Linked DNA regions of Homo sapiens: all the other regions are linked to region 2. Evidence: chromatin contacts called from ENCODE Hi-C or POLR2A ChIA-PET data. All regions are on one chromosome and are shown on one strand. The core of a region is the stretch at or near the end of the contact, and the rest is flanking DNA. Distances in the headings are between cores, read along the strand shown.

Region 1 (2,994 bases), core at 149-2,648, 1.1 Mb after region 2:
AGGTTATTTGTACATAAGGAATATGTCTTTTAAACACCCCCAAAGTATAGATTAAGACGTGATTGATGAAAAGTCTCCATTTTCTAATGATGGTTTTATGAAACCAAAGTATTTACAACTAAGAACCAACCATCTGATCGCCAGTAGAGAGTGGAAAATAGGAAAGGGTAACGTCTCAGTATGGTATCTGGAGTAGTCTGGCTAGGACCATAAACTTCATTTTGTTTACAAGTTCCCAGAAAATAAGCCTGAATGAGCTTAGAGCTTAATACTTCCAGTGATGGTTCTCTCTTCCCTCAAGTATACAGATTAACTATTTTTGTGCCGTGGGCCTTTTGACAGCCCCCAAAAGCCCGTGGATCCCATCTCAGAATGTTTTACATGTGTATTACATAATGCTCACACATTCTAAATTTTATCTACCGACTCCTAGTTAGAAATCCCTTGCAAGGGGTGTTAGGGTTCTGAGAGAAGGCTGGTAAGTAATGAGGCTTTTAACTTATTTCAGTATCCTGTTCAGGTCGGGAATATGTTGTGTTCTAATTACTCTAGTTTCCAGCTCAATTGGTGTTGGAGAAACTAGCCCACTTATAAGTGGCTCAAATGAAAACCCACGGGGAGGCATTTTTCTTTAATAAGCAACCCTAAGCCCCCTTTGAAGTCAGTCTGACTAATCAAAAGAAAGAGGTTATATATCCCAGTTTTGACCTTTTGTGAAAATAGCCCTTTTACTGTATGTGATATATTATTGGCATCTCATTCTGCACAGTCCAAATGATGTAGACAAAATAGTGATTGGTATATAACTATGGACACCGAAGATCCACTGCAAGGCCTGCCGATCACTTTACACAGAAGGAGCCCCTTTCCTGAGGTCCGCTTGCTCGCTCGGGGTGGGGTGGTACTTTGCCCTAGTAAACTACCAAGCAGTCCGAACGTTCGCTCCTCTGGAAGACCGAGTTGTGGGCGGCTGCGCTGCGGGGGCAAACTCGCCGCATGCCCGCTGGCCAGAGCGAGTCGGGGCCTGGCGTTAGGGCAATCCAGACTGGCCGGCATGGTACAGGGCGTATCCCTAGCCGCCTTCTGTGTCATATGGGGCGCCGCCCTCCAGCCTAGGAGAGGCGGCCGCTAGGAGGGGCAGAAGGGCCTTGTCTGCCCCGGTCTGAATACCCCAGGCGGGGTCGGAAAGCGGGTCACAGAAGAGCCCAGTAAACTGCAGGGGTGCAGCTCGTCTCCAGGAACCGGCAACCCCCAGGGCCGCACAAGCCGGTAACAACCCATAATCCGATCCTGTCTTCGGGATCAGAAGAGAGGACAGCTGGCCCGCGCGCCAGCTCAGTTCCTCCTCCGCATTCTTCAGGAGGAGCCCCAGAAACGCACTTCCGCCGCGCGGGCCTGCCTCCACGCAGGGCGCGTCCTAGGCCGGTTCATTTCCGCCCAGCGCTTTCTGTGGCTAGGGGAGTCAGGGGTTTCCTTTTCCCTTATTCGGGCTCTTATGTTACCCCCGTTTTCCGTTGAACCCTTTTCTCCCCTCTTGCCCTCCAAAAAAGCAGTCTGCTGCCGCTCCCGACTTTTCTCGCTGAGACACCGTCAGCTCACTCCGAGCCCAGCACAGCGGCCATCTTCGGTAAATTCTGGCAGCAGCCCGCCTGTTCATTGTCCTGTGTGCCCAGAGGAAAGAACTACTCATTTTTCGTGATCAAGCTAGGGGAGGCAGGAGCAATAATGGCCCTGCTATAGGACTGGCTTTTATTTGAATTCCAACTCTTCTGCCACCTTAACCAGCTGTATCCAGATTTTAAAAGTTAATCTATCCGAGCCTCTTATTAAATATTAGGTTGATGAGATGATGCATGCAAAGCGCTTAGAACAGTACTAGGCATAAAGCGTCCGACATAAAGGTTAAGTAAAAGTAAGGAAAAGCTATGGGGATGTATTGAGTATCTCTTTGCCCAATGACGTATTAGTCGTATTAAATATGGAAAGTGCCTTTGATTCGCCGTGCCCATGGGAGAAGGCATAGGAATGGCCTTTTCCCACCTGTAATCAGAGAGCAGGTGTTTCAAGAACGCCTCAATATGTTTGCGATCTCTCACGCAGCCTTTCAGGCTCCTAATTCCTACGAAGTTTCCGCTTTTATTCAAATTGGCTCACTCCTTTTTGCAGGGCTTTGTACTGAATGAGTATTCTTTTAAGGGTGGTGGACAAGCAAAGGTTTGGTAGCATCACATTTTTAATTTCACAGGGAAAATGGGTATGAAACATCTTCCCAAGTACATCTTAGACTGCCAGCTGACAGCAAGCCATAATGCTCCCCAGCTCTTGGGCCCTACACCCCCTCTCCCCCATCCCCGCTTTAGTTCTTTGTCATTGCTCATGGACAGCTGGTTTGGGGACCAGGTGCAGATGATGGGAGGTGTCTGAAAAACAGCAAGTGAGAAATGCTAGTTTTGTTGTTTTAAGTTGCACTGATGACTCCAGTAGTTATCTGTGCTGCTTGTGATAATTTATAAGGCAATGATAACGAATTAAACATACAAAAGATTATTATCTTCCACAGGAAAAAAAAACTGCAAACTTGTGACACCATTTATGATCCACTTAGTCTTGAGATACTGAGTAATAGAACTTTCTCCTTTTAGGCTGAGTTATGAACTTCGGTTTGGTTTCTTTCTGCAATCCCTGCAGGGCCATAAATTCTTGGCCCTTAAGACTGGGTGGCCCATAACAGACTCAGTGATACCATCAGTAACCACAATTCACACTGGAGTCAAGTTATCTGATTCCCACACCAGTTGGAGAACTGGAGATTCCTTAGAACTTTTAACTGTCATGTTTTCAAAGTTGACATGGAAAATTTTACATGAAGCTTAAAAATACAACTAATCTGTGGTGATAGAGACGAGAAGAGTTAAGCTCTAAAATTAGAAGAGCAGTTCGTTTTGAGGCAGCACTGATTGGGAGGGAGCATGGAGTATATAATTACACATTTCT
Region 2 (2,913 bases), core at 154-2,653:
CAGGCTAATTTTTTTGGTATCTTTATAAGAGACGGGGTTTCACCATGTTAGCCAGGTTGGTCTTGAACTCCTGACCTCACGATCCGCCGGCCTCGGCCTCCCAAAGTGCTGGGATTACAGGCGTGAGCCACCGCGCCCAGTTCTTAATGTTATTTCAAAATGAGATATGCCATTAGGTGCTCATTGAGCACTGACTGTGCTGGGGACTGAGGAACGGGAGCCAAGATAAACATAAAGATTGTCTCTGTCTGCATAGAAAATGAAATGTATTTTTTGCACTCTCTGGACAGCAAACAAGGAGATAGGTCTCGAAAGAGAAAGGGTTCGCTTACTACAAGGACGTTCAATAACAGTTGTCAACCCTGACGGAATAACCTCAGTGGCAAGTAGCCTGCAAATCATATTCGTGCTTGAAATTCAGGTAAGTCCTTGGAAGCTGGTTTTTCATATACACGAATATGACCACATTCCAGCTGTCCAGGAACTTTCCAGGTACTGAAGAAGCCAGGAAGGAGATCACACTACCTTGGGGCTCCCGTAACTGCGTGCCAAGAGGAAAGTATCACCTAAGCCGAATCTTAAAGGGGTCAGCTTCTTGAAGAAAGATACCAACGATGCCTTAAAAAGAGGACTGTCGACCGACAGCGTAGAAGAGGTGAAAGTGTAGGTCACCGAGGGCCTGTCCGGCCACGCCTTTCCTTTTAGGTATAAACTTACTTCATTTTTCAACCATGGCTGCGATGGTAACTTTGAAAATAAACCTAATTTCCATACGAATATTTGGTGATTCACACTTTCGAGGCACCCCACAGCACGGTAGCCAGAAGTCTGTTGTTTTGCAATTTTAATCAAAGGCCCCTAACACATGCCTTGAAACACAACTTCATCTGTGCCAATACATTATAAATTCATAAAAAAGTTGAGATCTGTTAAGGGAAGGAGAGGTCAGCTTCGGTGTAGTGAGCTCAGCTGTGGTGAGCTCGGGGTCAAGTGAGGGTGTCTCTGAGGCCAGCGCCCCCAAGCTGCGCAGGAGCGGGCGTGGGCGCCCCCGGGTCAGGGCTCTTCGCAGTCGCGCGGGTCCGGAAGCGCGGCGCGGGCCCAACGAGCGCACGCGTACACGCGTGCGCAGGGGAAGACCGAGTGCCAGGGGCTGAACCGCAGGGAAGGGGGCGCGGCGCACGCAGTATGGCGCCCAACATCTACTTGGTTCGCCAGCGGATCAGTCGACTCGGCCAGGTGCGGCCTGAGGAGAAGCCTCCCGGTCTCCGCCCCGGCCCGCCCCTCGCCTCCCCAGCCGCCCCACTCCGTTTCCGCCCCAGAGTCTCAGCCAGCAGCTCAACCGCCGCCGCTCCGCCCCGCCCCGCCCCACGGCCGCCCGGGCCCGCCTCCGAGCCCGGCCAGCGCGCCAGCCCCGCCTGCCCTTCCTCGCCACCGGGCTGCTCTGGTCTCGTCGGTCCCCTCCTCCGCCCCGTCGTCCTGACTCTCTCTCCCTCCTTTCCTCAGAGGATGTCCGGCTTCCAGATCAACCTCAACCCGCTCAAGGAGCCACTCGGCTTCATCAAGGTCCTCGAGTGGGTGAGTGCAGCCCGCGCCGGCCAGGCCCGCCTGCCGCTCGGCGCGGCGCCCTAGGCGGGGAGACGGGGACCTGCGAGCCGGGACGCAGCCCTGCCGCGCGGGCTTTGAGGCCGCCGCCCCGGGACTGGGAGTGGACGGCAGGGAGGGCAGGGAGGCCGCGGCCTGGGCCGCGCGGGGCGGAGACGCCGCGGCGGGCGTCGAATCACGAGCTCCTCGGCCGCCTGGCTCCCAGGGGAGCCACCCTCCCACACCGGAGCTCCCCTCTGGGTGTCCCCGTGGAGTGGGAGTTCAAATTTCCCCTTGGCTCCACTGCCTCCCGCAGAGGAAGGGAAAACTTCCTGCTGCGGTCTAACCGAAACCCGGCGGCCGGCGTCGCGCTCTGCGGAGAGGCTCAGCGGTTACGTCCCTGCCGGTGCCCACTCGAGGTCTAGCTCCCTGGGAAGCCGATTTTGTCTTGTAGACGTGATTTGGCGAGCATTCCGTTCTTAATTTGTTTTTAAGATGGGCTCCGAGTTAAAAATAGTAAAAAAATAAACTGTGGGCCAGGGAAACTAAAGAAAGTCCTTTTAACAAAACGCATCGAGTCAGATCGGTTCACTTAATAACACGTTAGGAATGGACATCGAGTTTGTTTGGGGTATTTCCAAACAACATCCTGTTTAGAAAGTCAGCTTTTAGTCCTTTCCTGAGAACACTCACAATCATTAACATCAAAGAACGCTTATTAATTCGACCTTGGCAATGATCAGTTACTTGGAGGAGTTGGTGAATATACCAGGCACTGCGGGCTTCCTTCAAACTTCGCGGCCCACTACATATTTCTGCAGGCAAGTTGTGTTTATAGACAGCAGCATTTACATCCATAGCTTTTTCGCCCTTTTCCTTAGTGATAGAGTGGTGAAGAAGAATAAGAACTTTCAATTTCCTGTTCTAAATAACCTACCGAGGATGTTTTTAAAAGCAGCGTAGAAACTCAGTTTCTCTGATGGGTACCTAATGTGATTTCCTACTTGGACCATTGTAACCGCGCAAGGGGTTAGGCAATTTCACCATTCACTGAACATTTTGTGTGTTTTCTGAAAACTGAAGTAGTGCTGACTTCACACAAATGACTACTTGAAAGACGCATAAATAAATATACTTGATTTTTTTAAACCTAAGTCCAGATTTAAGTATAAAGAAAACCATGATTAAAGCATTTAAAAATTGCAAGAGGAAAATCTCATTAACGAGGCTAATCAAATATGAACGTTAAGAAAGTCTTATATCTAGATTTAGTCTCATTGAGGATTATAATTAAATGTATAACTAATAATTTAGATTTCCACTTAAATGAAG
Region 3 (3,053 bases), core at 504-3,003, 1.5 Mb before region 2:
AGAGCCAGATTTTTTTCTAGAATCTGTCACTTACCAGCTAGGTAACCGTAGGCTACTTGCCCTCCTGGGTCTCAGTACGTGATATATAGAACATGGGTGGAATGGATCAAATAAGATCAAAGACCCTACAGTATGATTCAATTTTTTTTCTTTAGTAAGAAACAACTTACTGAGCTTAGCTTAGCTGATAGAGAAGGACAGAAGAGAGCAGAAATCCAGGCAGGTAAGGAGCAAGTTAGGAGTTGTGAAAGACTATCTGGACCCTGAGCTAAGGTGAAACTTTAAGAAGTTTCTCCCAGTCCTGGGATTTTAATACACTTTAGTGGGTTATCTCTAGGATCTCACTTATGAAATACTTTCTTTTATGCCAGGAGTATGAACAAATATCTTGCAATATTTTTATTACATGTGTATTTCCCCATTCATACTATCAAATTTCTGGATCTAAAATTAAACGACTAAAAAGTAGATTACTGCAAGGGTAAAATGAACCACTGCTTGGCTTGAAACACTGTACTTGGTTCTTCAAGACCTTAGAAGTTCCGTCACTAACGAACTAATGCTAATACATGGTTGTGATACTTTTCACATTCAGCACTTTTAATATACATTCATTAATTTTATGTGAAATCAAAAGTAGTAAAATTGTCATTAATGAAACTAACGGTTACAAAGGCGAAAACTAAGAATAATTTATTGGCTTTGGTTTCTAAATTGCTGTTCCAGTGCCTCAGTGAAACACTTTTACACCCATGCTGTACTGTAAACATGATTTATCCACTTATATTTATTTAGTTCATGGCTCCAATTCAGGGCAATAAAACAAAGGTAAAACCTGAGACAAGGCAGGGCAGGTGTTAAAAGTATAATCGTTGCTTTATTATATCTGTAATCAACAGAATCAAAAGTATAGGCGCCTTTTCTTTTAGAAGGGAAGAAAAAGTTATTTCACTTGTACACGTAACAGAGTTTTATATAAAATGTTATTTTAATATTGTCATTATATACTACCTAATTCGTTAGGTGAGTTTATTTTCAAAGACTTTCGAAACTTTTTAATGTTCAGAAAACTTTTTCCATTTTACATTAAGAGCGATCCAATATTTATTAGTTAACGATTTGAAGGTTTCCTACCTCTGAGGAGGAATAAAAGGTAGGCAGAAGATTAAAATGAGTCCTATTTCGGCATAAAGAAAGGTTGCCACTGCAGCCCATTGGAGTGTCATTTTTTTCTTCACACCTAAATGGAAAAACACTTATTTTCTCTTGCTTCCTTTCAAACAAAACCGGGTTCAAGGCCCCGAGGCGCAGCGTTTTTGTCCAGGGGATGGACAGTGTTCCACCTTCCCCCACCTGGGAAGGCAAGCACGGACCCCGGTCAGGAAGGGGAAAAGGGTGGCCCGGGAAGCGGGTGTCGCCACCTCCCTGGGAGTCGTGGGAACTGGCGAGGCGGCTCGCTGGCCACTGCCTTTTCCGCCAGCTTCGCGGCGACAGAAGCCCAACGCCTCCCTCCACCAACGCCCGGCTTCCCGGCCCTCCCGCTCCCAGAAGGCGCCGCGGGCCCTCGACCACCGCGCCGCGGACCGGGCCGGGCCGGGTCGGGCCAGGCCAGCTCCGCGGGGTTCTCCAGACCAGGCAGCGGCGCTCTCCCTCCGCGGCCTACGCCCCACGGGTCCCCGGGTCGCAGAAGCCCTTACCCGCCGGCAGCCCGCCTGGCTCCCTGCGCTGCTCCGCGGCCGCCGACGCGCGGGACGTCAGACGCCGCGGCTGGGCGGGGGAGGGGAGCCAGGGCCCCACCCCGCCTCACGCCCCGCAGGCTCCCGCCCGCGGGTCCGTCCCGGCTGAGGTCACAGGCGGCGCGACCACGTTTATTGGCAACAGTTGTTTTCTAATTGGCGGCAGGTCAGAGAATGAGTTAGACTTTTGACCTGATGCTTGGAGGTCGGAGCGCAACTTCTTCAGGAGGACAGACTTTCCACTGCTAAGTGCGGCCCCGGCGGGAGGGTGCCGGGGTCCAGGTCTAAGGAGCGGCGCCGGGCGGCGGGGCTGGATTGGGTGGTGCAAATTCAGCGAACGCGCTTAAGACGCACTCCTTTCCGGTCACCTACTCTCTCTTCATGGTGGGAACTGTTTGTGTCCAGAATTAAGCTATATTTAATAAAGGGCCAGGATGAGGTGGTCGTGCAGCATTTTGTTCTGGAGAACCTAGGATCAACTGTATGTCACAACATATTCCGTAGGCGTTCCCGTTCCCGTCCATGGGCTGGGAAGAGACAGTAAACTTTACCGTGATGTTTGGGGACTGGTACGAAAGGTGGGTATGGGGATATTCTTTCACTATTTTCCAGCTTTTCAAACTGTGCGTGTACATTTAAGTTGTTGAGTTTTTTCAATATTGACAACGTATCAGGAATTTAATAAAAGTACTATCCTGGTAACAATTATTTGGGGAATAGTAAATAAATGTTGAAAATTGATAATTATAGAATATAAAACATTCAAAAACACATTTAAGTTGGTGCTTTTTCTTAATTTATCACTAATATTCTGGATCACATGTAACAGAAAAAATAGAAAAATAGACTTTGAACATAAATTAACCATAAGGAAGATTTTTTTTTTTTTTTTGAGATGGAGTCTCCCAATGTCGCCCAGGCTGGATTGTGGTGGTGCGATCTCGGCTCACTGTAGCCTCTGCCTCCCAGGTTCAAGTGATTCTCTGGCCCCAGTCTCCAGAGTGGCTGGGATTACAGGCGCCTGCCACCATGCCTAGCTAATTGTTGTATTTTTAGCAGAGACAGGGTTTCACCATGTTGGCCAGGCTGGTCTCGAACTCCTGGACTCAAGTGATCTGCCTGCCTTGGCCTCCCAAACTGTTGGGATTACAGGTGTGAGCCACCGCGCCTAGCCAGGAAGTTACTTTTTTTTTTTTTTTTTTGAGACAGAGTCTTGCTCTGTTGCCCAGGCAGGAGTGCAGTGGCGCAATCTCAGCTCACTGCAAGCTCCACCTCCCAGGTTCACACCATTCTCCTGCCTCAGCCTCCTGAGTAGCT

The links. Hi-C counts contacts between places; a loop is a spot of excess contacts on that map. ChIA-PET counts read pairs that join two places held with the same protein, here RNA polymerase II (POLR2A). Pooled maps may share reads with other maps.
Region 1: a loop to region 2 is called in a pooled map, with 4 times the contacts of the local background. The contact joins the enhancer-like site here to the promoter of SYPL1 in region 2. A Hi-C loop is called at or near these places in 2 of 50 pooled maps. POLR2A ChIA-PET finds 5 or more read pairs at or near these places in 3 of 52 experiments (H1 and activated T-cell).
Region 3: a map of gastrocnemius medialis shows a loop between it and region 2 (7-fold over the local background). The contact joins the promoter of BCAP29 here to the promoter of SYPL1 in region 2. A Hi-C loop is called at or near these places in 2 of 168 maps with a recorded cell type or tissue (gastrocnemius medialis and posterior vena cava) and 9 of 50 pooled maps.

Annotation. Positions count from the first base shown.
Region 1 is chr7:104,982,340-104,985,333 of GRCh38, reverse strand. It overlaps LINC01004 (long intergenic non-protein coding RNA 1004), which reads left to right. Exons shown (of 1, transcript NR_039981.2): 1 at 1-2,994. Among named protein-coding and RNA genes, the nearest start is that of LINC01004, 7.3 kb to the left of the region's middle. RefSeq lists enhancers at 1,120-1,419, 1,720-1,809. Within about 2 kb of position 1,398, at least 38 of the 41 ENCODE cell types and tissues checked have a DNase peak (open chromatin) inside an H3K27ac peak, as active enhancers do.
Region 2 is chr7:106,110,802-106,113,714 of GRCh38, reverse strand. SYPL1 (synaptophysin like 1) reads left to right here and starts at 1,403. Exons shown (of 5, transcript NM_182715.4): 1 at 1,403-1,575. The coding sequence starts at 1,507. RefSeq lists silencers at 996-1,055, 1,136-1,625, 1,636-1,885 and an enhancer at 1,341-2,173.
Region 3 is chr7:107,578,946-107,581,998 of GRCh38, reverse strand. It overlaps BCAP29 (B cell receptor associated protein 29), which reads right to left and starts at 1,753. Exons shown (of 8, transcript NM_018844.4): 1 at 1,698-1,753; 2 at 1,135-1,240. The coding sequence starts at 1,226. It overlaps DUS4L-BCAP29 (DUS4L-BCAP29 readthrough), which reads right to left. Exons shown (of 13, transcript NR_163941.2): 7 at 1,135-1,240. RefSeq lists an enhancer at 1,246-1,315 and a silencer at 1,406-1,895.